Linked DNA regions of Homo sapiens: region 2 is linked to region 1. Evidence: read pairs that join two places in POLR2A ChIA-PET (ENCODE). Cell type or tissue: PC-9. All regions are shown on one strand. Links, peaks and the distances in the headings refer to the core of each region. The heading gives the core; the rest is flanking DNA.

Region 1 (15,106 bases), core at 2,629-7,628:
TAAGCAAACAACACATATGTGGCCCAAATAATTTTGCATCTGGGTCTTTTCATCTGGACTGAGGCCAATGCCCTTATTCTTCTTCCTTCTCCTTCGGAGCCCTTTCTCCCTCCATCCTGTAAAAGTAATCTTTCATTAGAAATCAGCAAAGTGGAACAGTATACTCCCTCCTGAGCATGTACCAGTCACAGGTCACAGGTGATCACCACTGTCAAGAAGAAAGTCTAATTCAGTCCTCACCTTTGATAGACGGGAAGTCTGGAACCTTCTTAGTCACGGCCTCTCAGGCAGAAGATAACAGAAGACTTGCCACAGTGCATGGCAGGGCCACAAGACAGCAGGAGGGGAAGTGACACTCAAGTCCTGTCTCCTGGAATAGGCAGGGGATGGTCCAAGTGAAGTGGGATTGCTCAGGCAGGAGGAGAAGAGGCAGAGGGGCACTGTGGCTAGGGAAGAGGCTCCAGCCCTGACCACCTGGGTTCTCATCCCAGCTCGGCCACCTCCCAGCTGCCTGACCTCAGATGAGTCCATTGACCTCTCTGGGCCTCAGTTTTCCCAGCTGAGCATAAAATGGGCATATTTGTGTCCACCTTAAATGAATTAGTGTACAGTGCCTGGACCTGGGCCTGGCACTCAGACAGCATTATGTGAGAGCTGTTCTCATCAGGCCAGAGGTTTAGCAATACCTCATTGCTACTTGTAAACATGCCTGGTTCTGGAAGTGTCTGTGTGGGTGTGTCTGAGTTAACACAGACATGCCCCAGGCTGGCCAACCCCACAGGCCGGACTTGTATCTCCCCCAGCAGAGACCCCCAGGCCAGCCTCTCCTCTCCCTCCACAGCCCAGACCTAGAAGGACTGCACAGCCTGGGGACCTCAGCTCCTTCCCCTACGTGCCTGGTGAAAGGAGGGAAACAGGCAGTGAAGAAAGAAGGAGCAGAGGAGGAGACAAAAACTCACCTCTCCTGAACCCTCTGTAAGGCTTTTGCATGCATTCGTGTCTGAGCTCCTAAAGTCCGTGTCCTGTTTTACAAACAAGAAAGCCCCGATCCTCCGAGGGAGCCAGGGCTTTGCCTGAGGTCTTGTCAGGTGAACAGTTAGGGTTCTGGAATGGGTGGCTGTGAAGGCACAAGGCAAAGGCAGAGGGAGGAGCCTGGGCAGCCACCCGGCCCCATCTCTTCCTGCCACGCCGTGAGGGCATCCTCAGATAAGGACCCAGGCACAAGAACCTTGACGGGAGGGGAGAAGGACACCCCGGCTGGCCCATCCCCACGGGTCGGTAGAAACAGGAGACAGGCCCGAGGACTCCCTGGTGACCAGGGACCATCTGTGGCATCCCCCTCCAGGACTGTGCCCCGGGGAGAACCGCTCACTGGGGATCAGCAGGCTGCACTGTTGCCCCCTGGAGGATGCAGAAGGAGAGAGACACGGTGCCCGGACTCGGCAGCCCCATGATCCCAAGCTGGGAACCCCCCGGGCAGGCTTCAGACTCCTTTACTGTCTGCCTGTCACCCCCAGGCCCCTCCTGCCAGGGGGAGCTCAAGGGAGTGAGTCCCCCTGGTGGCGGGGAAGCCCGTCCTTTGGGATGGAAAAGCCCGAGGCCGCCCCAGCTCCCTGGCCACCATCGTGCAAAGGCAGCAAGGCGGACAGTCAAAGGACGTGCATCCTGCAGGGGCTTGATCCTTTTGATGCCTACTGATGAGGGGCAAGTCACTGTCTATGAAGGGTCTACAATGTCCCCAAATTCTGCCCCTAATGTCGCTTTAGAAGTCAAGCCTATCCCTGCTAGTGGCATTTAGGAGCTGAATTATATCTTCTTTTAAAAAAGAAAAAAAAAGGCTTCTCTCCAGAGAAGTATTCAGATGCCCATGAGCTCTGCCATCCAATATGAATATTCCCTTAAAAATGAAAATTATGGCGCACTTAAAAAGGAGCATGTTATGTCAGCACCGGGGATAAGACAATTTATTACTGTCTACAAAAGGAAGGCTCTAATGCCGTGGTAGAGGCTGGCTCAGCGGGCTGTAAATTATGAGCCATTCTCTGGCTGGTGGAAATAAATCCTCTTGTCACTCACTGTGCTCTCCCCTTGACAGGCCAGCAGGCCGCCGGGAGCAGGCAGAGTCAGGAATTCCATGTCCGTGACCTGAGAGCCGCACCACTCCACCTCCTGGGCCTCACTCCGCCCTATACACGCGCACACTTAATGACATCTCTGATCATGTCTTCAGGACGCATACCCTCTTTGACTTGAAAAAGTAACAACTGTTTGTGGCCTTCTCACAGGCCGAAAAGAACAAGCGGGGTCCAGTGGAGAAAGGTGAGGCATGGGAAGGCCTGGCCCGAGCACTGTGACTTCAGCGAGGCACCCTCCACCCCTCTCAGCTTTCCTGGTCTGAAAGTAGAATTTCGCCAGAGGGTGAGCCGACAGGTAGAGCTGTTTCCACCTGCGTGTGCTGCCTGTGAGCTGGGGAACTGCCCACACTGGGAGGGGTTGGGAAGCGTAGGAGGGCACCTGTCGCAGACGTTGAGGAGGGGCTGCCTTTCCCCTCCAGGGGCTGACCTCCCAGGTGATTCCCAGAGCCAGACCACAATTCCAGAATTCAGTGAAAACAGCGCCAAATCCTATTCCCTCCCGATCCCACCCTGATCCCTGCCTCTGGTAAACCGGTAAGTCTTGTTTTCCCCACCACCACCTCCCACTCACCACCTTCCTAAAGCGATCTGTGCCATCAGCCCCTACTGTGAGTACAGCCCTCTAAGCCACTCAGAGGGACTTCCTTTGGAAGCTCACTGTCGGAGACATCCTGCATGCATCCAGGTAGAGACATCATGAACAAAGAATACGGGCCGGGCACGGTGGCTCATGCCTGTAATCACAGCACTTTGGGAGGCTGAGACGGGCAGATCATGAGGTCAGGAGATCGAGACCATCCTGGCTAACACAGTGAAACCCCGTCTCTACTAAAAATACAAAAAAATTAGTCGGGCGTGGTGGCGGGCGCCTGTAGTCCCAGCTACTCGGGAGGCTGAGGCAGGAGAATGGCGTGAACCTGGGAGGCGGAGTTCCCAGTGAGACTCACCCAGTTCTCAGTGAGCTGAGATCGCGCCACTGCACTCCAGCCTGGGTGACAGAGCAAGACTCCGTCTCAAAAAAAAAAAAAAAAGTATGTATACTTGCTAGGCAGTAAGTATGATTAAATGTGTCTGCTGTGTAAGAACTTGGGATTAAATGTTTCCAAAGAATGGTTGAGGAATCAGCTGGTATGATTGCCAAATAAATACTAGATGCCCAGTTAAATTTGAATTTCAGATAAACAATGAAAACACTTTTGGTTTAAGCGTACCTCACACAAAAGTTGGGATACACTTGCACTCATAAAATTATTTTTTATTTATCTGAAATTCAAATTTACCTGAGTGTCTGTCCTGTATTATTATTTGCTAAATCTGGCAACTCTGGGTGGGCAGGAGGGTCAAATGCTCAAGCTGGGACTGGCTAGGGAAATGCATCCTTAATATTTTAAAAAGAAGTGGCAGGCACAGGTTTTGGTTGAAAAAATACAGAACATTTTCTCTTGGGGCCTGGAATCATGGCAACTTAAACCATTAAAAGTATCCTACTGATCTCAAATACAGCCCATTAGGCCTCCAGGAAGATTAAAACAACAAAATAAATAAAAGTGACAAAAGAGACAGAGGGGAGAGAGATCAAGAACTAAATGGAACATCTGATATTCATGGAAGCTGTGATAGTTCCGAAACTGCACATTCGAGAAGTTTTGCCAGCTGGTATTTCAGGAAGGGTTTGGGGGAATGGGGGAAGAGCCCTTCTGCTGGCCCATCTCTCTTCTCGTCCCAGCCTCAATCCGCTCCAAGACAGGAAGAGCAAAGGCGAGAAGGAGCCACGCCCCAGGACCGATGAGGGCTAGCAGGAATATCACATCACCCACACCATTAGTTAGGTATGCCTGGTCTTCCCCGCTCAGCTTTCTTCCCTCCTCCCGTGGTCAACCCCAGACACCTCAGCAAAATGGACAGCCATCCAAGCCAGAGGCACCCCCTCCAAGCAATTCTCATTCATTCTACTTCATCATTTTCTTTAGCATCTTATTTGTCCTTGAATTTTCTATTTTACCTTTCCTCCACTTTCTAGTTATTTTCCCCCTCCCCCAAAAATGTTTTCTGGTGGTCAGTAAGACACTTGCTCTCTCTGGAAGAACAGTGAAATCCCTGATGAGACCCAGTGTGAATTCACAGTGTCGTCATGTCTGTCCTGTGAGATTAGGCACCCATGAACCTTCCCAGCTTTGTGTGGATCGAGCAGGTAAGAACAGAACAACCATTTGCTGCTCCCAGTGCCCACGGTGAGATACACTTCAGAGGTGACAAATGGATCGTGCGGCAGCTCAGACCCCAGGCGGGAGGCCACGGGGACACCCACCACTCTTGGCACCGAGGGCTCCGCACGGTGGAGAAGATGTCGACAACCCTGTCTTCTAGGTTCAAACATCATGTCATGGAGGTAAAGGGAGAAGGCGTGAGGTTAAGGGCCTGCGAATCTGGCTTATCCAAGAACCTATTAACTGTAGTTCAATATTTACCAGCCCTTCTGAAGACATGTAGAAGAATGACAATGTTCAGACTATCAGTGTCAAGATTGTAAGGAGTCTGCCTGAGTCATGGGTTAAATGGTGCCCATGAATATTTTATTGAACTGTTTCCTAATTGTTTACAAGCTGGACATTTTTGTCAGCCATACACAGCAGTGTTGTGTGCTACCCAGAAGTTCTGACTCATCAACACTTTGTCGGGTTAGCAGAGAGCAGGCTGCACTTGCCATCTCGAACCCAGAGTTCTTTCTGTGCTGTATTATTTTGAGATTTGGTCCAGAGAAAAATGATGGATCAAGGCAGAAAAGCAGGTAACGGGCTGTCCCCAGATGCGCACATTAAAAGGCAAAGAGCTATCGAAATGTCACAAACTTTCGTTACAGCCCATCATTGGAGAGCTTTTCCAGCCGAGAGCATCCACCTTGACATCCTCCCCTCCCCAGCTCCATCAGGCACGAAGAGGCTCCTGCTGACAGACATTAGGGACACGAAGCAAACTGACACAGTGGATTAATCCTGGTGTCTGGGGAGCAGTTAGGACGTGTCATGTCAATAGGTGTCTGGGCACCTTTTAGACCAGGCCTTAATGGCCCAGCCTGGCCCTAATCGTCCCTCACATGCCACGGTTCTGCTCTTTCATCTTTGCTGTGTGTGTCCCATGAAGTCTCATTTTAAACAAGGCAGCAAGGCACAGTGACCACCGCAGAAATCCACTTCCCTCGAGGCCTTGCCACAGATGCCAGCAGCGCCACCAGCCCCCATCCCCAAAGGAAAACACAACCAAACAGTCATTAAAACGAAGAAAACCACGACCATGGTAAATTTGTCAGTGTTGGCGGAGAAGATAATGATACTGAAAATAGCCTGAAACTCTTTGTCAGATGGCTTGCATTTTTGGTCACAGGAGAACGTTTTCTATGTGACACGTGTAAGTGACCTGTGGGACCTTGTCATCAGTGAGGTCAGAGCACTCACTGATGCTGAAATTTGGGGGGTTCCCCAGGCTGCCCTCATCGTTCTTGCAACATGGCTGCCAGGGTAGTCGGTGTGAAGGATGGGGTAGGCTCACCCTGGATGTGAAGGATGGGGTAGGCTCACTCGGAGTGTGAAGGATGGGGTAGGCTCACCCTGGGTGTGAAGGCATGGGGTAGGCTCACCCTGGGTGTGAAGGATGGGGTAGGCTCACCCTGGATGTGAAGGATGGGGTAGGCTCACCCTGGGTGTGAAGGATGGGGTAGGCTCACCCTGGGTGTGAAGGCGTGGGGTAGGCTCACCCTGGGTGTGAAGGATGGGGTAGGCTCACCCTGGGTGTTTGCACCTGCGTCCTTGCTGCTTCCAGGTCCCTGGGACATGGCCTGTGGTCTGCACTGCTTGGGTGGTCCGTGGAACGTTTTGCTCACAATGTTCATAAGAAGTAATACAAAATAGTATCCTTCTCCCGCAAGGGTAGGGCCGGGAGAACTGGGAGAACAAGAGGCTATTGGCACCTGCCAGGTGGAAAGCAGGTGGACAACTCAACAGAGGGTCTGTCTGTTGGCACCCAGCGGTGTCGAACTGGTTATGTAAAAGAGAAAGAAAAAGGATACTAAGTCTCTTGAATGAAACTGGGCCCCATCACACGACTCTCTCATAAGCCCAGCACAGCTCACCAGGGCCTCTCTTGACCAGAGGCTTCTGCAGAATTCCATCAGAATGGAGGCTCACACCTGCCAGTTGGCTCTATGGCTAAAGGTCATAATAATAGAACATCTCTTATACCTGATATTTTTTAGATCTTCTGAATCACATTTTACAAAAACAACTTAGCAATTTTGATTCAAAATTCAGATGCTTTATTTTTCTTGTAATTTTCCTGCACACACACACACATACACAGCCATCAAACTAATACTTCACACACACACACGCACACTGCCATCACACTAATACAACACACACACACACACGCACACTGCCATCAAACTAATACTTCATATCCACTGTAAGCTTATCTTTAATTTTGGGGCTGAATTTTGGGGCTGGAAGTACTAATGAGGAAGGGACTGTTCCCACCCTCTGGCAAGGCCACCATTCTGGAACCTGATGACAAATGCATGACAGATGCTGAATATCCTCCTGTCTTGATTGCCTAAAGACTTGCTTTTCACTATCAGCATGTTTTCATATCTGGTTTTCAGAACATAAATGTATTCACAATTCAACATTTTAGTTTATTCATTTAAAGCATTAAAAATGTTTCTCAGAGTATGCATGGTCGAGAAGGGCATATTATTAAAGCAAAAATCATCCACTCCATTCCCTTGTCCTACCCATAGTCCCAGAGACCACCACCTTTCAGCGTTTCTGCATTTTGTGTTCCTAGTGGCTAGCATCCTCAGTCTACATGGCATCCTGACATCTCTATGTCTATATTCAACTCAGGCTCTGTTGACGCCTTGCCATGAAACACAAGGCTTTAGCTGACTTACACTACATCTTCCCCTAAATTTTCACAGTTACATTGTTATTTTTAGTTTTCTGTTGTTTGCCTTTCCAACTTGCAATCTCTTATCTATCACTTCTTGTTCTATTGTTTTCAGATAATAGATCAGTTTCTCTTAGCCATACCTTAACTTTTATACTGTCAGAGTTGATCATTTTATATACTGTCTTATAAACATAAGGTTTTCATGTTTTGTCCACCAGTTGATTCTAAAAATATATTAAAAAAATAAACACTGTGTACATAATTATGACTTTGTAAATATTGTTCCTTCAAAGTCAATCAGTATGTTAGGATTTTATTTATTTTTCTCTAGGTCCAGTATCATTAACCATAAGTGACATGAAAGGTTAATTATTAAATTCATGTCACATCTTTATTTCCTTTATATTTAGACACAGACATAAATCTCCTAAATAGCTTTTTGTTTTTCTTGGGATTTTAAGTTGCACTACTTGTGTTTTTGTCAGATCCTCAGAATTACCAAACCTCTTAATCATACTGTTTCTTGAAGCTTTTTGCTGGACTATATTTTGCAGTAATAGAAAGGAAAGGGTGCTTTGGAGGCAAATTCTCTGAGTACTTGTAAAACTAAAACTCCTGCTCACGTGCTTAACGATTTTCTACGTATGGAATTCTGGGTTTTAAATCATATTTCCCAGAATTTTTTTTCTTCTTAGTATTCAATGTTCCTGACAAGATGTCTGAGGTCAGTATTATTTTTGGTCTTTTGAGAATGACTTTTCTTGTTTCCTGGAAGCTTTTAGGAATTTCTCTTTATGTTCAACGTTCTAAAATATCTTGAGTCTGTGTCAGGGCATAAGTCTTTTGTTCTTTATTCTACTTGGAACTTGGAGCATCTTTTAGTCTAGAGATAATTATCTTTCTTCATTTCTGGAAAACTTTGTTCTATCATGTCTCTATTCTTTTAATTTTAATAAAGTGTACATTTATATAATTTAAAAAATTAAACAGTTCTATAAATCTGCAAGTGATATTAGCAGTTCTCCTCCCACTCTCTGGAAGCCATGACTTTCAATGCTTTTAGTTTTGTTGTATTTGCCTCCAAATTTCTAAATAGCAGGTTTAAATTCCTGTTTATTAATATTTTTAGTTTTAAATATAGTATGCTTACTTCAGGCAATGGACAATAAGGGTTTAGCTTTCTACTCTACTCCCACACCCTTAAATATATTTCTTTTCCATCCCATTCCTCTAATAGAGTGGCACAATTATAGGGCAAATCATATTTAGCATTTATTTTATTAGGCCCATGGAAATACGATTTGAGGCTGTAGCTATATGCATTCTAATTTCCTTTATTTTCTGATATGGTTTTCGTTTTCACTGGAGTCAACCTTTATCCCATTTGTTTGGTTTCACTATGTACCTATCACAAATCCATCTCCAAATTCCTCAACAGAAAAAAGTCTCCTTCCTGAGAAAAAAAAAAAAGCAGGAACAATTTTTAAAAGTTGAGACATTGCATTCTGAAAACGCCCAGTAGTCTTTATTCTAGCCCAAGAGCACGTTACTACTTTGGCTGAGGATATAGAATTCTAATTTGGAAATCATTTTCAATAAGAATGTTGAAGGCCTTGCTCTATTATTTAGTGTTCACCATTGCCGTAGAGATGCCTAACGCAGAACTAATTCTAGACCTTTGTATGCGACTTGTTCTTTCTTTCAAAGAGCATTAGTACCTTCTCTTTGTTCCCAATGTTTCGAAACTTCGTGTGAATGTGCTTTGTGTGGCTTTGTTTTCATTCATTGTGCTGAGCACTTGGTGAACCTCTCAGCCTAGAAATTGATGTCTTTGGGATCCAGGAACTTTTTCTTGAATTGTTTCTTTGGTGAATTGCTCCCTTCCATTTTTTTTCTCTGTGTTTGAAAGCCCTGTTATTTAAGATGTATTTCCTGTTTAGTCTAATTTTCTTGCTTTTTAGCTTATATTTTCCATTTCTTTGTTGTAATCATTTTTATTACTTGGAAATTTCCTCAAGTTTCTATGTTTCTACTAAATTTTTCTTTTCTGCTTTTGGATTTTAAAATTCCAAAATCATTTTTGTTTTCTAAATGTCCCTTTCTACAACAATACTCCCCTTTTCAGCCTCACTGATGTATACTAATATGTTACTCTCCACATTTAACTCCCCACAAAACTTTGCTAAGTTTTGACATATTATATATATGTATATTTATATATTCCCATAAAACCATCCCTATAATCAGTGTAAGCATATTCATCATCCCCCAAAGTTTTCTTATGTGTTTTCATAATCCCTCTCACATCTTCTTCCCCACCCCATCCCCCACCATCCTATCCTCAAATAACCACTGATTTGCTTTCTTTCATTGCAGATTAGTTTGCATTTTCTAGACTTTATATAAATGGAATCATATACTATGTACTCTTTATTATTTGACTTCTTTCACTGTGCCTAATAAGTTTGAAATTATCCATGCTCTACATATCAACATTTCATTCCTTTTTATTCCTACATGATATTTCACTGTATATTGTGTATACCACGATTTGTTTAATCCATTCACTTGTTGATTGGCATTTGAGTTGTTTCCAGTTTTAGACTATTACACATAAAGCTGCCATGAACATTTGTTCACAAGAGCTTGTGTGGACATATGTTTTCATTTCTCTTGGGTAAATACCAAGAGTACAACGGTTATAGCCTATGATAGGTGTGTGTTTGACTTTTTAAGAAATTGCCTATGTTAATTATCTAATGCTACATAAGCAATTATCCCCAAAACTCCCCAGCTTAAAATAACACACATGCATTATCTCAGAATTTCTGTGGTTCAGGAATCCAGGCATAGTTTAGCTTAGTACCGTTAAGGCATTAGGCAGCCCTGAGGTTTGATCTGAAGACTCAACTGAGCAGAGATCTACTTTCAAAGTCACTCATGTGGTTGTTGGCAGGATTGAGTTCCTTGAGGGTTGCTGGGCTGAGAGCCCTAGTTCTTTCTGTCTGTTGGCTGGAGACATCCCTCAGTTCCTTTCCATGTAGGCCTCTCCAATACGGTGACTTGCTTCGTGAAAGCTAGGAGGAGAGAGTCTGTTAACAAGACAGAAGTCACAGTCTTTTGTAACCTAGACATGGAAGTGCCATCCCTTCAATGTTGTTGTATTACATTGGTTAGGAGAAAGTTACTCACGGAGAGGGGTTACACAAAGCCATGAATACTAGGCACTGGGGTCATTGGGAGTCAAGTCAGAAGACACCTCCCACACTGCCAACAGTTCCCCAAAGTGGTTGCATCATTTACACTCCCGCCAGAAGCTTTCCAGATTTCCAGTTGCTCTTATCCTCACTGACATTTTGAGTCATCAGACTATTTAATTTTAATCATTCTAAAAAGTGCATAGTGGTATCTAATAGGGATTTTAGCTTGCATTTCCCTAATGACGAATGATATTGAACATATTTTTATGTGCTTATTTTTTTTTTCTGTAACCTCCGCCTCCTGGATTCAAGCAATTCTCATGCCTCAGTCCCCCTGAGTAGCTGAGACTACAGGCACGCACCACCACACCTGGCTAATTTTTATATTTTTAGTAGTAGAGATGGGGTTTTGCCATGTTGGCCAGGCTGGCTCAAACTCCTGGGCTCAAGTGATCTGCCCACCTCTGCTTCCCAAAGTGTTGGGATTACAGGCGTGAGCCATAGCGCCTGGCCTGAATATTTTCTTTGGTGGTCTGTTTAAAGCCTTTGCCCATTAAAAAAAAAAAAAAAAAATATATATATATATATATATATATATACACATATATATATTTATATATATATACACATATATATGTGTGTGTGTGTGTATATATATATATATATAGGTGGGCTGGGCACAGTGGCTCAGGCCTGTAATCCCAGCACTTTGGAAGGTCAAGATGGGAGGATCGTTTGGGCCCAGGAGTTGGAGACCCAGACTGAGCAACAGAGTGAGACCCCATCTCTACTAAAAATAAAAAATTAGCCAGGTGTCATGGTGCATGCCTGTGGTCCCAGCTACTCCAGGGGCTGAGGTGGGAGGATCCCTTGAGCCTGAGAGATTGAGGCTGCAATGAGCTGAGATTGCACTACTGCATCCCAGCCTGAGTGACAAAGCAAGACCCAGTCTCAAATAAATAAATAAATAAATAAATAAATAAATAAGTAAACAAATAAATAAAATGGGTGGGTTGATTATTATCACATTTTGAAACTGCTTTATATATTCTGGATCCAAGCCTTTATCAGATATGAATTTGCAAATACTTTCTCCAAGTCTGTGCCTTGTATATTCTTTCAACAACATCTTTTGAAGAAAAGTTAAGAACTTTTCTTCAAAAAAAAAAAAAAAACCAGAAAAGTTTAAAAGTTTAACATTAACGCAGTGCAAACTATCAGGTTTTTTCTTGTCTGAATTGTGCTTTCAATGCCACAGCTGAGAAATCTTTGCCTGACTCAAGCTCACAAAAATTTTCTCTGTTTTCTTCATCTAGAAGATTTGCGGTTTTATATTTAGATCTATGATCCAATATGAACCAACAATCAAGGTTCATTATTTTTTCACGTGTGTGTATCCACTGTTTCTATGAAGTTTGTTGAATTTTTCCCTTTGAATAACCTTGGCACCTTTGTCAAAAATCAGTTGCCCTTATAGGCATGAATTTATGTCTGGACTCTACTCTCTGCCATTAATCTGCTTGTTTGTCTTCACGCCAGGAACCAAATTGCTTAATTACTGGAGCTGTATAGTAAGTTTTAAAATTGGGTAGGGAAAGTCCTCACATTTGTTCTTTTCTTCCAAAATATGTTTGGCTATACTAGGTCCTTTGCACTTCCGTATAAATTTCAGAAATAGCTTATCAATTTCTACAAAACACTCTGCTGGGATTTTGATTATTTTGATGCTAAATGTATACATCAGCTTGGGGAGAAGTATCATCGTAATAATATTGAGTCTTCTGATTCATGAACATGGCATGTCTCTCCATTGATTTAGATCTTCTTTAATTTCTTTCTGCAATGTTTTGTTGTTTCTAGTGGAAAGGTCTTATGCACCTTTGGTTAGATTTTCCCCTAAGTATTTTGTATTTTTCATGCTATTGTAAATGGTATTATTTTTAAAAATTTCAATTTTTAATTATTAATTGCTAATGTATAGAAACGCATTTGAGTTTCTGCTGTGTGCTAATCTTATATCTTACAAACTTGTTGTACTTACTTCTTAGTTCTAGTAGTTTATTTTGTAGGTTCTCTCAGGATTTTCTACATAGACGATCATGTCTGCAAATGAAGACAGTTTTTCTTCTTTATTTCCATTTGGATACAACTTTTCTTCCTTTTTCCCATCTATCTTTTTCTTGCTTTATTTAATGGTCTAGAACTTTCAGGACAAGGCTGAATAAAAGAAGCACAGAAGCTTCTATTCACACAGAAGAAGACACCCTAGTGTGCTTCTAATCTTAGAAGAAAAGCATTCAAGTTTTTTTTTCATTCAAAAGATCATTTTTATTAGAGGTACAAAGTCGTAATCATAAAAGAAATCTTGTGAGGGAGTGGTGACTTTATTTGATACAACACAATGTACTGAAACATGGTTGCTGCTTTTCCTTTTTTAAAAAAATAGACTTATTTTTTAGGAAGTTTTTGGTTCACAGACAAAATTGAGCAGAAAATATAGAGACTACCCATATACCTGCCCCCACACCACACACAGTCTCCTCCATTATCAACAGCCCCCACCATGGTGGTACATTTGTCACAATCCATGAACCTGCATTGACACATCATTATCACCGAAAGTCCATAGTTTACATTAGGATTCACCCCTGTACATTCTGTGGGCTTAGACATGTGTATGATGACGTGTATCTATCATTATAAAATCATACAGAGTAGCTTCACCATCCTAAAAATCCTCTTTTCTCATATTCGTCCCTCTCTCCCCGAACTGCTGGCAACCACTGATCTTTTTGACGGTCTCCATAGTTTTGCTTTTTCCAGAATGTCATATATTTAGAATCATACAGTATGCAGCTTTTCCAGATCGTCTTCTTTCACTTGGTAACATGCATCCAAGTTTCCTTCGGTCAGGTGTGGTGGCTTGCATCTGTCATCCCAGCTACTCAGGAGGTTGAGGCAGGAGAGTCACATGAGACCAGGAGTTTGAGACCAGGCCAGGCAACATAGCAAGACCCCATTTCTAAATAAATAAATAAATAAATAAATAAATAAATAAGATTAGCTGGGCATGGCGGCCCGTGTCTGTAGTTGCAACTACTCAGGAGGCCGAGGTGGGAGGACTGCTTGAGCTTAGGAATTCAAGGCTGCAAAAAGCCATGATTGCACCACTGCACTCCAGTGGGGTGACAGAGTGAGACGCTGTCAAAAAAAAAAAAAAAAAAAAAAGAGGTTCTGATAGCTTGGTAACTCATTTCTTTTTAGTGCTGAATAATATTCCATTGTATAATGTACCACAGTTTATTTGTCCATTCACCTACCGAGGGACGTCTTGGTTGCTTCTAACTTGGGAATTATGAATAAAGCCGCTATGAACTTGTGCACAGGTTTTTATATCAGCATAAGTATTTTCAGCTCATTTGAGTACCTGCCCAGAAGTGAAATTGCTGAATTATGTGGTAAGAATGTGGTTAGTTTGTAAGAAACTGCCAAATTACCTTCCAAAATGGCTGTACCGTTTTGCATTTCCACCAGCAGTGAGCGAGGTCCTCTTGCTCTGCATCCTCGGCAGTGTTTGGTGGCGTCAGTGCCCTGGATCTGCGCCACTCTTCTAGGTGTGCAGTGCTATCTTCTTGTGGTTTCGAACAGTCTGTTTTCACCATGAAGTATGATGTTCTAGTTTGCTGAGAGTTTTTATCAGGAATTAAAGTCGGATTTTGTTAAATACTTTTCCTACATCTATGGAGATGGTCAAGTGATTTTTCTTTTGTAGTTTGCTAATATGATTAATTCTTTTTCTTTTTCTTTCTTTTTTTTTTTTTTTGAGACAGGGTCTCACTCTGTCTCCCAGACTGGAGTGCAGCGCTGTGATCATGGCTCACTGCAGCCTTGACCTCCCAGGTTCAAGCAATCATTTCACCTCAGCCTCCTGAGTAGCTGGGACTACAGGCACAAGCCTCCACACCCAGTCAATTTTTTTTTTTTTTAATTTTTGGTAGAGACGAGGTGTCGCTATGTTGCCAAGGCTGGTCTCAAACTCCTAGGCTCAAGTGATCCTACCACCTCAGCCTCCCAAAGTGCTGGAATTACAGGCTTGAGCCACTGTCCCTGGCCACATCAATTGATTTTCAAATGTTAAACCAATCTTGCATTTCTGGGTTAAACCCTACTTGGTAATGAAGTATTTTCACTCTATTTCTTGTTAGATTCAGCTTGTTAAGTTTCATTAAGAAATTTTGCATCTATGCTCATGACAGGTATTTGCTTGTCTTTTTCTGATTTTGGTAACAGGGTAATCCTGGCTCCATAGAATGAGTTGGTATTCTGTCCTCTTTGATTTCCTGAAAGAGTTTGTGTGGAGCTGGTATTATTTATTCCCTAAAATGTATGGTAGAATTCACTAGGAAAGTCATGTAGAGCTGGAGTTTTCTTTCAGGAAAGGTTTTTACTTGCAAATTTTATTTTTTAATAGATATAGGCCTATTCAGATTTTTTTATTGTGATAAGATATTCTTAACACAAAATTACCATTTAAGTGTATAATTCAGTGACATTAAGTACATTCACAATGTTCATTACCACTATTCCCAGAACTTAAAAAAATTATTCCAAACAGAAATTCTGTATTCATTAAACAATATCTCCCTCCTCCCAGCCCCTAGTGACCTCTGTTCCTCTGTATAAATTTGTCTATTCTAGGTACCTCATATAATTGGAACCATACCATATTTGTCCTTTTGTGTCTGGCTTACTTAGCATAAAGTTTTCAAGGTTTATCCACGTTGCGGCATGTATCCAAACTTTATTCCTTTTTATGGATCTTGATTT
Region 2 (17,196 bases), core at 9,662-14,661, 540 kb before region 1:
AATATTTGGAAGAGTTTAGGAAGGACTGGCATTCACTCTTCTTTAAACGTTTGGTAGAATTCACCTGTGAAGCCATCTATCTGATTCTGGGCTTTTTATTGTTAGGAGGTTTTTGATTACTTCCTCAGTCTCTTTACTCATTATTGGCCTGTTCAGATTTTCTATTTCTGTATGACTTATTTTTGATAGGTAGTATGTTTCTAAGAATTTATCCATTTCTTCCAGGTTATCTAATTTGTTTGTGTATAATTGTTATAGTAGTCTCATAATACTTTGTACTTCTATTATACCAATTGTAATGCCCCCTATTTCATTTATAATTGTATTTATTTGAGTTCTCTTTCTTTTTTTTCTTAGTCTAGCTAACGATTTGTCAATTAAAAAAAAAAACTCTTACTTTCGCTTTTCTTTCCTTTTTTTTTTCTTTTTTTTTTTTTTTTTTGAGACAGAATCTCACTCTGTCACCCCCAGGCTGGAGGGCTGGAGTGCAGTGGCACGATCTTGGCTCACTGCAGCCTCCACCTCCCGGGTTCAAGCAACTCTCTGCCTCAGCCTCCTGAGTAGCTGGGATTACAGGCGCCCACAACCACGCCTGGCTAATTTTTGTGTTTTTAGTAGAGACAGGGTTTCACCATCTTGACCAGGCTGGTCTTGAACTCCTGACCCCATGATCTGCACTCCTTGGCCTCCCAAAGTGCTGGGATTGCAGGCGTGAGCCACCATGACCAGCCTGATCTTTTCTATTATCTATTTAGTCTCTATTTCGTTTATTTCTGCTCTAATACTTATTTTCTTTCTTCTAACTTTGGGCTCAGTTTGCTCTTTTTCTAGTTCCTTAAAGTGTAAAGTTAGTTTGTCTAATTAAGATATTTCTTTTTGCTTAATGTAGGCATTTCTGGCTGTCAACTTTCATCTTAGAACTGCTTTTGCTGTATCCCGTAAGTTTTGGTATGTTGTGTTTCCTTTTCGACTTGTCTGAAGATACTTTCTGATTTCCTTTTTGATTTCTTCTATGACCCATTGGTTGTTCAGGAGTATGTGGTTTAATTTCCACATATATGTGGATTTTTCCATTTTCTTCTTGTTATTGACTTCTAGTTTTACACCATTATGATAAGAAAAGAAACTTGATAATATTTCCATCATCTTAAATATGTTAAGACTTGTTTTATGGCCCAACATATGACATTTCTTGGGGAATGTCCCACGTGTGCTTGAGAAAAAATTATATTCTCTCGCTGTTGAAGGCATTGTTCTGCATATGTCTGTTAGGTCTATTTGGTCTATAGTATTATTCAAATTCACTGTTTTCTTATTAATTTTCTGTCTGGATGATCTATCTATTATTGAAAGTAGGGTATTGAAGTCCCCTACTATTATTATATTGCTATATATTTCTCCCTTCAGTTCTGTTAATATTTGCTTTACTTATTTATGTGCTCCAATGTTAGGTACATACATATTTAAAATTAGTACACTCTTTTAATGAATTGACCCCTTTATCATTATATAGTGACCTTCTTTGTCACTTCTGACAGATTTTGACTGAAAGTCTATTCAGTCTGGTATAAGTATCGCCATTCTTTAGCTCTTTTGGTTTCATTTGCATGAAATATCTTTTGTCATTCCTTCACTTTCCATCTATGTGTATGTTTAAAGCAAAAGTGGATCTCTTATAGGTAGCATATTGCTGGTTCTTGGATTTTTTAATCTATTCAGCTACTGTGTGTCTTTTGATTGGAAAAGTCAATCCATTTATATTTAAAGTAGTTACTGACAAGTAAGGACATACTTTTGCCAATTTTTTAATTATTTTCGGATTGTTCTGTAGTTGGCTGTTGTTGTTGTTGCTGAGACGGAGTCTCACTCTGTCACCCTGGCTGGAGTGCAGTGGCGTGATCTCTGCTCACTGCAACCTCCGCCTCCCAGGTTCAAGTGATTCTCCTGCCTCAGCCTCCTGAGTAGCTGGGATTACAGGCAGCCACCACCACACCCAACTAATTTTTGTGTGACAGGGTTTCACCATGTTGGCCAGGCTGGTCTCAAACTCCTGACCGCAAGTGATCTGCCCGCCTTAGCCTCCCAAAGTTCTGGGATTACAGGCATGAACCCCCACACCCAGCCTGTTCTGTAGTTCTTTTGTTCTTTTCTTTCTCTCTTTGTATCTTCCTTTTTAATTTGTTGTTTTTCTGTAGTAGGTTAAGCAGCATTTTTAAATAAGGGAACTATCAGAGTAAACAATTGGGGCCCTTCATTTTGGCACAAACATGTATACTGAATATTTATTGAGCTTCAGCTGTATGCTGGGCAGCATGCAGGAATATGGCTGTTTCCACTGGTATATACTGTCCTGTCTGGAGTTGATGTTTGGGTGTTTTGGATACGTCTGTACCTCTGCTCCCCAGCAAGCCCAGCAAGGGTGCTAAAGCAAGGCTTTTGTCTTCCACTTCTTGGCCTCACTAACATTTGACCCATAGCTAAGTAAATAAGATTCCAATACCCACTGACTTATTCATTTGAATAGGCATGATTCATCCCAGATGGCTAAGGAATAAGATAGAAACCCCAGACTTCACAGTTTTCAGAGAGGGGCCAAATTTCTAACTTAACTTCAAATAACAATAATAGTAGCTAGCATTTATCTAGAGCCTCTCGGGGTCAGGCAGTGTTCTAAGCACTTCTCGTGCTTCCATCCACTTGACCCTCACAATAACCCCTCTGAAGTAGGTGCCACCATCCGAAGTGGAGAGGACGGAAATGTGCAGGGCCTGGAGGTGGGCCCAGGAAGCAGCGCGGGGTCAGCATGGTGGTCACACTTCTCCGTTTCTCTCCCGGGCTCTCTGTGCTCTGGGACTTCCTTCCCTGCCAACGTTTTGCAGTCATGTATTTCTGGGCAGTGTGTATGACTAAGGTCTCAGATACTTTTATGACTTGGAAAGCCCCCACATATTATCTTGAAAGAGTTTACATTTTGACCTGATATGAACCCTACCACTGTTGTGCTGAAGTGACCAGACCTTAGGGAAGGGTTGGAGGGGGATGTGTGGCTGAGTGGCCAAAAGAAAATCATTCTTGGAAAGGAAAATTTAGAAGTGCCTGAAGGCATCATTCTCCTCCTCTTTTGCTGGGAGAATTCTGTACCCCTGTGGCCGTAACTGTAGATGGGCAAAATTATAGACGACCCCCTTACTAATATGCAGAGAGCTCTGGACGGTCAACAAATTGAAGTGGAGAGGCTTTCAGTGATACAGTCTAGATAGGCACCCACGGCAGTGAGTAAGCAGAACCCAGCCTGCGGGCAGCCCTGGGCAGAGCAGGAGGCTGGCAGACCTACTCTGCAGGGGACAGTCCAGGACCCAGGTCAGACCACGTGCAGGCGGAGAAAGGAGAGGCAGCCCGCTGGGAAATTCTGCAAGTCCTTTCTGGGGTGCACCCCTGCGCTAGGCTAGAAGGAGGAGAATTTCGAGAAGCATGGAAAGCGTAAGGGCTCCTTCCAGATAAGGCAGACACAGGAACAAAAGCTAAGGGAAGCTTGGTCCATAGAGGAAATGAGAGTGCAGTCTGGCAGCCTCACAGGCACCTGGAGTAGGGAGGAAGGGGCCAGGCCTCCTGGAAATCACCCCCATTTGTGTGCTCACCGCTTCTCTTTGTGTATGTATTTTTTTATTCATATGCATTGTGCAATATCTTTTATATGTGCCATTTTCTTTTACAAGAAGATGATAATATTCAGACATCTTAAATACTTGCCAAACACCATGCTATGTCAAATAGCACAGCTGGGGCTTGAAACCAAGTCTTCCAATGTACAGAGTTCAGTTCTTCCTGTAACTGCGGGTTTTCACACAGTTCTCAGTAGATGGCATGATTGGAAAACTCTCGGTGCCTCATCCTAAATGTTCCTTTCAGATTGAGACATTTTCTTCCTTTCCTTGCACTCATTTTTGTTGGGAGGAAGTTAAATCCAGTTAGCAAATGTACTTTGTCAACCTGAAAAGCATTTTTTTTAATATAACAATGTTGTTATAGTAGTAATAGAGAAATAACTGGAAAATAGAGAAAAGGGTCTCGAGAAGTTCACCTTGAATTCCGCCACGTAAGAAAAACCAGAGTTATCGTTTTGGGGGCTTCCTCCTTGACAGTTTTCCTGTTTGTGTAGTTCCAGGGTCTGTGCATTATAATTGTCAAAATCACCGTTCTTTGCTCTACTGAACAGTGCTGCAATCAGCATCTACGTTCATATTGCTTTTTTTTTTTTTTTTGCATAGTGCTTTTTAAATGTGTAGAACTATTCTTTTGGAATCAGTTTCCCAGAAGCAACGTGGCAATGTCAAAGGGTGTCCTAATCCTCCAGTATTTATAATCACAATCATCTTCCCCAAAATCGGAGTAGGACTGACTGTGTGTGTGTGTTTATCTTCGAATTGTACCATTTTCTATAGTATTACTGAGTATTAAATAAATGAACTGTCCTATTTATGTGATTTTTAATTTTCCAAAAAGATGGTTCTCCTTTTTTTACCAGGTCAGTTTTTGTCTGTTGGCTCTCCCAAGTCCCTCAAGCATCCCCTTTTGGGTAAAGGGCATGGTTTCTGTTGTGGGTGTTTGAAAGTAAACTCTGGAAATACTGTAGCAGCGCACTTGAGCTCTTTCTGTGTGTCTCAGCAAGCTGTGTCCCCAGGGTCCAGCTCAGCACATAGGAGGTACTAAATATTTGTAGAACGAATGAGCAATAAATAAATGAATTTTTGGAAGAGGAACAAAATCTAGGAAAGAATTCATCTTCATAGCTTTGTATTTCTGTGTTTCTCTTCTTCTACAGCAGAAAATTAATGGAGGGATTGGTTTCCATTTCCTCTCCGTTTTTTCCATCTAATGAGACAGGGTCATCTCATGTTTTCGTTCCCACATTTCTGCCATGCATGTTAGGTGCTGAATAAGAGTCTCATGTTTGGCTGTTGTCTTAGTTCGTTTTCTGTTGCTATAACTGGATGCCAGAGACTGGGTAATTTATAAAGAAAATGAATTTGTTTCTTACAGTTCTGAAAGCTGGGAGGTCTATGGCTGAGGGGCTGCATCTGGTCAGGGCTTCTTGCTGGTGGGGACTGGCTGCAGAGTCCTGAGGTGGTGCCGGGCATCACATGGCAAAGGGCCTGAGTGTGCTGGCTCAGGTCTCTTTTCCTATTCTTATAAAGCCACCAGTCTTATTACAGGGTCCCCACCATAGTGACCTTATCCAATCTTGATTATGTCCCAAAGGCTGCAACTCCTAATACCATTACAATGGGGATTAAGTTTCAACATGAATTTTGGAGGGGACATTAAAACCATAGCAGTTGGTGGCTGGGCGCGGTGGCTCACGCCTGTAATCCCAGCACTTTGGGAGGCCAAGGCGGGCAGATCACGAGGTCAAGCGATCAAGACCATACTGGCCAACATGGTGAAACCCTGTCTCTACTAAAAATACAAAAATTAGCCGGGCATGGTGGTGCGTGCCTGTAATCCCAGCTACTCGGGAGGCTGAGGCAGGAGAATCACTTGAATCTGGGAGGCAGAGGTTGCAGTTAGCCGAGATCGCGCCACCGCACTCCAGCCTAGCAACAGAGTGAGACTCCGTCAAAAAAAAAAAAAAAAACCATAGCAGTTGGGAACACACAACCTAGGAAGCAGAGGATGAGCTTTGATGGCAGGTGCTGGGGGTCCAAATCTCAGCTCTGTTGTTGGGAGCTGGGTGGGGGAAGTTTCTCTAACCACTCAGGGCACTGGTCACCTTGTGGTGAGTGATGATGAGAAGCCTAGCCTTGTATGGGTGTTGGGAGGAAGTCAAATGCACGCAGGACACTTTCTACAGCATCCGGCAGGACTCAATAAATGGCACCAATGACCAATACATGAAACATTATTATAAACCATTTTATTTTATCTTTCAAAATCTGGGACACCTGTGCCAATTTTTGTTCCATGAGACTTCCTTGCTCTCCATCCTTTTTTCTAGAGCAACTGAGTCAAGATTCGGTAGATTGAGAGCAAACAGTTGCTTCAATATAGATAATACCACTGAAGAACTGGTTCACTAAGCCAGGGTGAAACACAGTTAACATTTTGCTGGACATACTTCATCTTTTAATTTTTTTTTCTTAATTTCAGCAGCAATACAAGTTACTGCAAAAAATATATTGAAAAACACAGAAAAATAGAAATATTTTTAAAACTCCAGGCTGGGCATGGTGGCTTATGTCTGTAATCCCAGCACTTTGGGAGGCCAAGGCGGGTGGATCACTTGAGGTCAGGAGTTCGAGACCAGCCTGGCCAATGTGGCGAAACCCTGTCTCCATTAAAAATACAAAAATCGGCTGGGCGTGGTGGCAAACACCTGTAATCCCAGTTACTCGGGAGACTGAAGCATAATAATTTCTTGAACCTGGGAGGCAGAGGTTGTAGTGAGCTGAGATCACAGCACTGCACTCCAGCCTGGGTGACAGAGTGAGACCTTGTCTTAAATAAATAAATAAATAAAATTTTAAAACTCCAGTCATTTCATCTGCTGAAGGGGACGGCTACTGTAATTTTTGTGTGTCCTTTAGATTTTCTTTCTAAACAGAGACAGGGAGAGGGAGGAGAAAAGAGTGTCAGGTTCAGGTTTTACAAACAAAAATAATAGACTGTATGTATTATCTATATTCATAGACTCATTAGGGACCTTTTCTCAAAGGATTTTAATCACAAATAATCAGAGAACCTAGAATAAATTATTTCATTTTGCATATATATATATATATATATATATATATATTTTTTTTTTTTTTTTTGAGATGGAGTTTCACTCTTATTGCCCAGGCTGGGGTGCAATGGCGCAATCTCGGCTCACCACAACCTCTACCTCCCGAGTTCAAGCAATTCTCCTGCCTCAGCCTCCTGAGTAACTGCGATTACAGGCATGCACCACCATGCCTGGCTAATTTTGTATTTTTAGTAGAGATGGGGTTTCGCCATGTTAGCCAGGCTGGTCTTGAACTCCCGACCTCAGGTAATCTGCCGGCCTCGGCCTCCCAAAGTGCTGGGATTACAGGCATGAGCCACCACGCCCAGCCCATTTTGCGTACTTTTAAATGGTGTCCATCTGTGTTCTGTGTTTTTCCTGTGGTTTGTCACGGCCTCTGTCCTATGTTCTACTTTTAGCTTGATAGCTGGTAAGCATTTTTTCACCCTTCTCCTTAGTCTTCATTGTCATAGGTTCTGATGGCCGCATCCGAGCCCCTTATTCTGAAGCACCAGCAGGTATTAACTTAGAAAGCCGAGTAGCAGCGACTCTGTGGGCCCCAGCGTCAGGATGCTTCCCCTCCGGCTGCTCGTTGCCAGCGCTGTTGTTCTGTGAACCTGTGTCACTGTCTTGGCCTTGTTCCTCTGTAAAATGGCAGCAGAGTCACCTCCTTCCTAGCGCTGCTGTAGACGTTAAGTGACGTGAGTCCAGTCCCCAGGCCTGTGCTGGCCCTTGGGCACCACCCTGCTCTACACCACTCCCTAATCCTTGGCCTGGGCCGCTTGTCTGCAGAGTTGCTCTTACCTCGGCTGTGGCAGGGACCTCTGCAGAAGTCCTGGCTCGGGAGTAGTCTTTTAGTGTGCACCGTGTCATTTCTGTAGGGAAATGCCTAGAAGAGAAAACCGTGGGAGAACAGGCCGACTTCCCGCTTTTGTTATGTAGTACTGCCCTCCCGCTTTCTGAAATGACCATCCGGTTGGCAAGGCCTCCCACGATGGCCAATGGACCAGAGGATGCACCCATTTCCCCACACTCATGACAGCAAGGAATGTTATAAGCCTTTCAATGTTTTACTGTGTCAGGTGGACATAACATAGCATCTTGTGATTAATTATATTTTTATTACTAAAGCAAATAGCACTTTTCCATGCAATTTTCCCCCAGGAGACCAACCTGTCTATATGTATAACCATCCATCTCCCTCTTATTAACAAAAATTCCTAGTGATTTGGTGAGTATATCCACAAAATGGTAATCTATGCCGTGAAGCATTTCTGCAGTGAGAAATGCTAGCCTCTGGGCCAGAACTGTTAGTGAGAGCCCGCAGAGCCCGGCCCTGGCTTTTGCTTTCCTGTCTGATGCGGGTGGAGGGCCTGGGTGATGGGTGCAATGGCCCTGAGCACCCACCATCTGGAGAGGAATTATCACCGCAGATCACCCCGGGGCTGGGTGACCCTCCCTCCTCTGCACACCCCCAACCTCCACATCTTTCCCAAAGACGTCAAGGGTTGGATTTCACCGTAATATGACCCAGAGATGTAAACGGCTGCTGATGCTGAAACGCTAGAGTGATATCTGGTGAAAAAAGAAGCATCCTTCCAGTGGAAGGCTGGCAAAGCTAGGGCAACAGAGGGCGAGCCCCCAAAGTGCCAGGAGGGTGTCACCTCCCGGGAAGGCCAGCCCCGTTTCCCTGGTGCTTTGGCCACATGGGGACTCAGTGGCACAGGAAGGTCGTTAAACAACTATGACCAGGTCAGTAGCATCCTGAAGTTTACTTTTGTTTGTTCTGCAATGAGCTGTGGGCTGGTAGATCATTTTCACTTTTTGCTGCTCTATTGACGGAGGCAAATGCAATAAAATAAAGTCATGGATATGCAAATCAAACGGCAGTGTCTTTTCTAAGATTTACAGAGGATGTCACACACTTCAGATTGACCAAAAACATTTGCCTTTTATTCTAAGTGTTTTCCTTGGTGGGGAGAAGAGAAATACACACACACACACGTGCACACGCATGCGCGCACACACACATGAGGCCAACATTTAGAACTTACATAATTAAAGCCATTTTTTTCATTTCATTTTCTCTATTTTCCTAGATTTGTAGGGAAAAAAAACAGTACAAAGAGAATTTTATTCCAATGATTGGGACAGGAGTGATGACTTAACAATTATTGCTCTGGAACAAAATGTAAGACTGTCTCCTTGGAACATAAGGACAGACAGAACCAGGGATGGACAGACTGGGGCGGTGTCTTTCAAGGTGTACCTGCAGAACAGTGAGCTGCCTGCCGTCAGAGACACGGTTGTCACAGCCAGCATTACTCTGTCATATTCATGGAATTCTGTTTTATTACTCTTTCAGAATACTGAAAAAGAAAAATAATTTCTGTTAGTTTTTCTGTAATTAGAATAATTTGTTTTTTCTGAAACATGAGTTATGGAAATGATGTTTAAAGACTGAGTTATTGGCAGCTAAAATCACTTCTTCTTGAAATGGCTGACTGTGAAACACACAGTATCACTGAAGGTATTTCTTTAAAAATAGTATGTTAAATTGAAAGCAATTATCAAGAACTAAATGGTGTTCAGGTCCTACAGGTTTTTAAATATTTTATGTTTTTTCTAACCAAATGCTTCTTTATGTAGGAACTTTAACTTACCATCCATGGCCGGCACATTGAAATACCAGCATACAGTGAAGACTAACACTTATCAACAACCAGAAATATGTTCACTTACAAGCTCAGAGCTTATTGTAAATGTTTCTTGTCATCTTGAATGGCTGCACATGTGCTGACTCCATAACCCTAGCTATTCACTGCATTTATAATTTCATTTTCCCTAACCAGTTCCTACTTCTAACCACTGCCTTTAAAAATCAAACTAGCAACACCAACCAAACCTGAAAAAAAAAATCTCCCTGGTGCTATTCATTTATCCTTCTCCTCCTTTACTTCGTTAAATACTTCATTGGAATGTATTAGCTTTACATTAAAAGCAAGTAAGATGCCTGAAAATTTGGAAATTTTCATCACCATATATGAAAATAATGACATAAATTATAATTTAGAGAACCAAAAGGATTTTCTAAAATTTGAAACTGCATTATAGCAATGTTCTACTATTATTTTCCTACTAGCTCTAGCTACTTATTTGGGACATTAATGTGTTATTGAAATAGAATGTTTGCTCCATTTTATTTTTTAATATGAATTTGAAATCTTTATGAGGAAAATATTTAGAACTGAGATATTTTACTGTATAAAAGAATATAATTATGGATAATAGTTGATGAATAAGCACAAGTAACTGAATAATCTCAAATAGTATAAATGTGTTTCCTACATTTTAAGTTTAAATCAAAAGTTACCAATTCTCAAATACAAAACAATAGTATTTTGGAGAAAAAAATGACTAAATAAGTATTATCTCTAGGAAAAGGTGCAGAAGTTCTAAATTTTGATGAAGCCTAATTTAACAATTTTTCCTTTCCTGGTTATTGTTTTCTGTGGCGGTGAGGAGGGGCTTTTGCCTTTATATTTATTTCTGAACTATTTAATTTTTTTTCAGTGAGAATGTGTTCTTTCATTACTTTTGTAGTGTCTGTAAAGTTTTGAATGAAGCAGTCATATATTCCCATCACGCAGGTCTTGGGAAATAAAGAAGAAAAATCTTTTCTAGTTCTGTCATGAAGTCCCCCATGGCCCATGCCTAATACTCACTATGGTCAAAGCATTTGGGTCTTTTTTCTTTCAATTTAAATAAAGGTTAACCATTCTCTGTATAATTTCAGGAAATTAAATGAGATTGGCAGATTAAATTAAATGCATACGCATTAACTGGTGCCTTTTCCTAATGTCCTTCCAACAACTTGATTGGACCAGACCCTCAGCCCACAGGGTCGGTGAGAGTGGATATGGTGTCACCCTGCAACTTAAGAAAGTCAGAGTCGAAACAGATAAACACCACAACATTTTTATAATGTAAAGAAAACTGAGCAGGTTCTAGATTCTTATTACATCATTTACTCCACACACAAGGCATGATTGAAAAATCAAGTTAAATCACCCTTGTAATCTCATGGGCACCTTATGGCCTACATATGCCCTAAGTTCCACCTTCAAAATGTCCCTTAACTTGGGCTTAAAGGTTTAGCTGTTTGTATGTATGTTCCTAACATGGACAGAAGAGGCTACTTCATACCTGCTTGTGCATTCACACATACACATACCTGCACATGTCTTTTACTGGATAAGCGGGTATTTGTTTAATTCTGAGAGACAAGCAATGACATAATTAAGTGCCCCCATCTGAGGGATGACAGCAGTTGATTCTATTCCTTCTGGGCCCTGCTAATGGCCTTTCTCCCTCTGGCCTGCTCTCACATGTCCCAGGGGCTCTGCCTGTAAATAATTAATGGTGACTGTTAATGTGTGTTGGGAAGTGAAGCTGCCTTATTCACACGTATAACCGCTTACACACCAAGCCTTTTCCCGATTCCTCTTTTCAAAAGCACACAGCCAAGACACAATAATCTCCACTCAGACACAGCAATTCTGTGTTGGCATCTCAGGAATGATACAGATTGTGTGTGATGGTCATCCATTTACTTGGATTTTCAGGACGATTGCCTTTGAAATGGAGCAAGTCATGGCTTAGCGTGAGTTGTAAAGACCCTGGATTGGTATTAGGGGCTTTGCTCCGTAAGCAGCTTGCCTTTTTTCTTTCTGCAGAGCAGGATTTTTCCTGGGAGCAGGATTTTCCAAAGGGAGCTCTTTGGTGGCAAGAGCTCATACCTTGTGTCATATGGCAAGCCATGCATTTGGAGTATAGACATTAGGACTCATATTTTCTCCCAACATTTTGTTATGAAAAATTTCAAACATACACTAAAGTAGAAAGAATTGAACCATCTATATTCATATACCTACCACTCAGATCACACCATTAACACTTTCCAAAATTTCTCTCTTGCCTTTCTATCCAACCATCCACTCATTTTTAATGCATTTCAAAGCATATTGCAAACATCTGTACACTTCACTCTTAAATACTGTAGCATGCATAGTATGGACTAAGGTTCAATATTGTTTGTAGTTTTTTTAGGTAAAATATATATAAAGTAAGATGCACATATCTTAAATGGACTGCTTGATAAGTTTTGACAAATACAGCAACTGTGTAATGAAAACTCCAGTGAGATATAGAACCACCAAACTGATGTCCTTGTGCCCCATCCACAGGAAAACTCACTGTCTACCATATGGCCACGATCCACCCTTCTGATTTTTTTTCACTATATCTTAGAACAGCATATAAATGGAATCATTTTTGTACAAGGTTTCTTTCACTCAGCATTATTTTTTTTGAGATTGCTATCAGTCTTTCCATAGATCAATCGGTCCTTCCTTTTTATTGTTGAGTAGTTACTGTACCACGGTTTGTTTATTCATTCTCCTGTGGATGGACACTTGGGCTATTTACAGTTTGGAAATATGAATAAGGCTGCTGTGAATATTGTTGGATACATTTCTGGACATATTTCTCTTGGTTAGATAAGAATGGAATTTATGGGTCACAGGGTAGGTATACATGTAGTTTTATAAGAAACCACCAGACCTGTTTCCAAAGTGATTGGACCATTTTGCACTCTAGCCAGTAAGGTATGAACATTCTGGTTGCTCCATGTCCTCACCAAGTAGTGTTGGCCTTACAGTTTTAGCCATTCTGGTGAGAGCATAGTGGTATCTCATTGTGGTTTTAATTTGCATTTCCCTGATGACTAATGACATTGAGCTTTTTGAATATTTTTTTGCTGTTTAAATCTTTGCCCTCTCTCTTTCTTTCTTCCTTTTCTTTTTCTTTCTTTCTTTCTTTTTCTTTCTTTCTTTCTTTCTTTCCTTCCTTCCTTCCTTCCTTCCTTCCTCCCTTCCCTTCCCTTCCCTTTTCCTTTCTTTCTTTCCTTCCTTCCCTTCCCCTTTCCTTCCCCTTTCCTTCCCCTTCCCCTTCCCCTTCCCCTTCCCTTCCTTTCCCTTCCCTTCCTTCTGTTTTGTTTTTTTGAGACAGGGTCTTGTTCTGTCACCCAGGCCAGTGGAGTGCAGTGGTGTAGTCACAGCTCATTGAAGCCTTGACCTCCTGGGCTCAAGCCATCCTCCTACATCTCAGCTTCCTGAGTAGCTGGGACTACAGGTGTGCACCACCATGCCCGGCTAATTTTTAAAATGTTTTGTAGAGACAGGGTCTACTTGTTTCCCAGACTGGTCTCAAACTCCTAGGCTCAATGGATACACCCACCTTGGCCTTCCAAATTGCTGGGATTACAGGTGTGAGCCACCAGGTCCAGCCTGCTCATTTTCAATTGGATTGTTTGTCTTTTTATTATGGAGTTATACGAGTTTTTATATTCTAGATACCATTTATTTTCAGATATGTTTTGAAAATACGTTATTGTAGTCTATAATTTGCCTATTTAACTTTAAATGGGGTCTTTTGAGGGGCAGAAGTTTTAAATTTTGATGAAGCCTAATTTAGCAATTTTTCCTTTCCTGGTTATTGTTTTCTGTGTCCCATGTAAGAAAGTAAGTAAAGACTTACTCTCAAGTCATGAAGATAATCTCCGCTATGTTTTCCTAGAAGCTTCATAGTTTTAGCCTTTATGTTTAGGTCCATGATTCATCTCAGTTATTTTTTCTTTTTTTTCAAGTTTTTTTTTCAAGTTCAGGGGTACATGAGCAGGATGTGCTTGTTTGTTACATAGGTAAACATGTGCCATGGGGATTTACTGCACAGATCATCCCATCAGCCAGGTATTAAGCCCAGCATCCATTAGCTATTCTTCCTTATGCTCTTTCCCCACCCTCCCTCACCACAGGTGCCCAGTGTGTGTTGTTCCCCTCTTGTTTCCATGTATTCTCATTGGTCAGCTCCCACTTATAAGTGAGAACATGTGGTATTTGGTTTTCTGTTCCTGTGTTAGCTTGCTGAGGATAATGGCTTCCAACTCCATCCATGTCCCTGCAAAGTGATAATCTTATTCCTTTTTATGGCTGCATAGTATTCTATGGTGTATATATGTATCATATTTTCTCTGCTTTTTTCTTCTTTTTTTTTTGAGACAGAGTTTTGCTCTTGTTGACTAGGCTGAAGTGCAGTGGTGCTACCTCAGCTCACTGCAACCTCTGCCTCCCAGGTTCAAGCGATTCTCCTGCCTCAGCCTTCATAATAGCTGAGATTACAGGTGCCCACCACCACGCTGGGCTAATTTTTTGTATTTTTAGTAGAGACGGGGTTTCACCATGTTGGCCTGGCTGGTCTCGTACTCCTGGCCTCAGGTGATCCACCTGCCTTGGCCTCCCAAAGTGCTGGGATTATAGGCATGGGCCACCGCATGAGCCACCGCACCCAGCCACCACATTTTCTTTATCCGGTCCATCACTGATGGGCATTTGGGTTGATTCCATGACTTTGCTATTGTAAATAGTGCTGTAATGAACATGTGTGTGCCATCTCAAGATGATATTTGTATATGGTGAGAAGTAGGGGTCAGGGCTGCTTTTTATTAAATGAGGGTGTCCAGTTGTTCCAGCACTTTTTACTGAAAAGACTTTGCTTTTCCCATTGTACTGCTTTGGCTCCCTTGTCAAAAATCAATTGAATGTACAAGCACAGGTCTATTTTTCAACCCTCTGTTCTGTCCCTTGGAGCCATTTGTCTATACCAGTACCATACTGTCTTGATTACTATAGCTTTGTAGTTTGTTTTTTGGAAGGATAATGGCTTCCAACTCCATCCTTTCCAAGTCTTGAAATCAGGTAGTGTACATTCTCCAACTCTCTTCTTTTTCAAGATTGCTTTGGCTATTCTAGGTCTTTCAAATTTCCATATAAATTTAAGAATCAGACTGTCAATTTCTATCCCGCAAAAATGACCCTATTGGAATCATAGTTGGGATTATTGAATCTATAGATAAAATCAAAGAGAATTAACATCTTAACAGTACTGATTCTTCCAATCCTTGAAGATGGATGTCTTCCCACTTATTTAGGTCTTGTTCAATTTCTCTCAGCAATGTTTTATGTTTTCAGCGTACAGATCTTGCCCATCTTTTGTTACATTTTTTTCTAAGAATGTAATTTTATACTATCATAAACTATTTTTTCAATTTTTCAATGTTAACTGCTATTATGTGATTCATTTTTGTGAGGTGTATGTTTGTGAGCCAACCGTGCTATGCATTTACATTTAAAAAGAAAAACAAGGCCAGGCGCAGCGGCTCACGCCTGTAATCCCAGCACTCTGTGAGGCTGAGGTGGGTGGATCACTTGAGGTCGAGAGTTTGAGACCAGCCTGGCCAACATGGTGAAACCCCATCTCTACTAAAAATACAAAAATTAGCTGGACTTGGTGGCGTGCACCTGTAATCCCAGCTACTCAGGAGGTTGAGGCATGAGAATCACTTGAACCCGGGAGGTGGAGATTGCAGTGAGCCGAGATCGCGCCACTGCACACCAGCCTTGGAAGCAGAGTGAAACTGTGTCTCAAAAAAAAAAAAAAAGAAAAGAAAAAGAAAAAGAAAAAAGAAGAAGAAAATCAATCCAAAGCCTGTCTTATTCATCCTTTCAGAGAGGCAGCACAAAGATGGGTTGGGTTTAGCTTGAGAGCTGGGAGACCAAACTTCTGTCCCAGTTTGCCTCTACTGGCTGCGTGAACTTGGCCAAGGATGATAGTGTTGAAGTCAAAATAAAAATGTAGAGGTGAATTTTTATTTTTATTTTTTATTTGTACACATTTGTGGGGTGTATGTGACATTTTGTTATGTGTATATAGTATGTGGTGATCCAGTCAGGGCATTTAGGGTGTCCATCACCTGAATACAGTACATTTTTGTTAACTATAGTCACCCTACTCTGCTATCAAACATTGAATTTATTCCTTCTTACTGTATGCTTGTACCCTTTAACCCACTTCTGTTCGTCCTCCCTGCTCCGACACTCACCCTTCTCAGTCTCTGTTAGCTGTTTTTCCCATTTTTCCAGTCTTTGCCTCCATGGGATCAAATTTTTAGCTCCCACAAATAAGTGAGAACATGGAATGTTTGTCTTTTTGTGCCTGCTTATTTCACTCAAGATAATGACCTCCAGTTCCATCCCTGGCTGTTGCAAATGACAAAAGAATTTTTTTTTTTTTTAGACAGAGTTTCGCTCTGTCACCCAGGCTGGAGTGCAGTGGTGCGATCTCAGCTCACTGCTACCTCAGGCTCCTGGGTTCAAGTGATCCTCGTGCCTCAGCCACCTGAGTAGCTGGGATTACAGGCGCGTGCCACCACACCCGGCTAATTTTTGTGTCTTCAGTAGAGACGGGGTTTCACCATGTTGGCCAGGCTGGTCTCGAACTCCTGACCTCAAGTAATCTGCCTGCCTCGGACTCCCAAAGTGCTGGGATTACAGGCATAAGCCACCACACCCAGCCTCAAAAGGATTTTAAAATCTAATGTTTTCTTGGGATATAAGAATTGTAATTTGGGATATATATATATATATATGAGAGAGAGAGAGAGAGAGAGAGAGAGAGTGTGTGTGTGTGTGTGTGTGTGTGTGTGTGTGTGTGTGTTTTGGTATGTTTGAAGAATAAAGAGAAGGTTGGCAGTTTTGTAATAAAAAGGAGAAATGTTATGTGTGTTTTTCAAGAAAACTTATTAGTATTAGCAAGGTTTTGGAGAGTTGGCAAGTTATGATGGGTGAGTGACAGTTGTGGGTAAAGCTAGTTTTAAAGTCGTTTTAGTAGTTATTAGATAAAACTGGTTTTAGTTGTGGTAGGCATTTTTAGTAGTCGGACTTGTAGAGAATCATGTTTTTGGAGTCATGTTATATGCCCCGAGTGCTTTTTCTTCTTGGCTTCTCAGCTCCGTTTTAGTTGGGTGTAAAAACAATAACCCAATTTGCTTGGTCACCTTTCACAACAGTATTCTTTCCCTATTTCTGCTATCACTCCACACAGTCAGAATTCAACTGCTCATCCATCGCAGTCTTTCCGTAATACCTATGGAGAGAAAGCTTTTTACTGTTGTTCCCTAACCTCTTTGGAAATCTGGTAGAAGCTTTGAATTTTGTCCTCGAAAAACTGTACACACACACACACACACACCCAGTTTTGTGTACAATTTTAGGGTGTTCAGGGAACTTCGGAAGCCTGTCAGCCTTTCGGGGTCCACAGGCCCTCACTGTGAACCCCTTCTAGAGTGGAAGCTCGGGGAGGGCGAGAGGCCGCCTTCCTTTCCCTCGGCTCCTCCTGCACCCAGCGAGGGCTCGGCCTGCCGTGGCCGCCCCGTGAGTGACCGCCGCTTTTGCTGAACGGCCCGGGCGCTGGGTCGCGGCCTCCCGCAAGGCTGGCCTCTCCTCCCGAGTGGCAGCAGGTGCTCGGATGACCGGGAGCAG

Evidence for each region. Peaks named below come from ENCODE experiments on the same cell type or tissue, not always from the same donor. Only the 100,000 strongest peaks of a DNase experiment are listed, where the experiment ranks them.
Region 2: POLR2A ChIA-PET joins it to region 1 with 28 read pairs; 1 of 35 experiments calls an interaction of 5 or more read pairs at or near these places.

Annotation. Positions count from the first base shown.
Region 1 is chr15:101,500,663-101,515,768 of GRCh38, forward strand. No RefSeq gene overlaps it. Among named protein-coding and RNA genes, the nearest start is that of PCSK6, 19 kb to the left of the region's middle. In PC-9, for the core only: no CTCF peak of the experiment used is centred there; a DNase peak (open chromatin) is centred at 4,729.
Region 2 is chr15:100,956,032-100,973,227 of GRCh38, forward strand. All of the region lies in intron 2 of LRRK1 (leucine rich repeat kinase 1), which reads left to right. Among named protein-coding and RNA genes, the nearest start is that of LRRK1, 45 kb to the left of the region's middle. RefSeq lists enhancers at 2,716-2,765, 17,156-17,196. In PC-9, for the core only: no CTCF peak of the experiment used is centred there; a DNase peak (open chromatin) is centred at 12,420.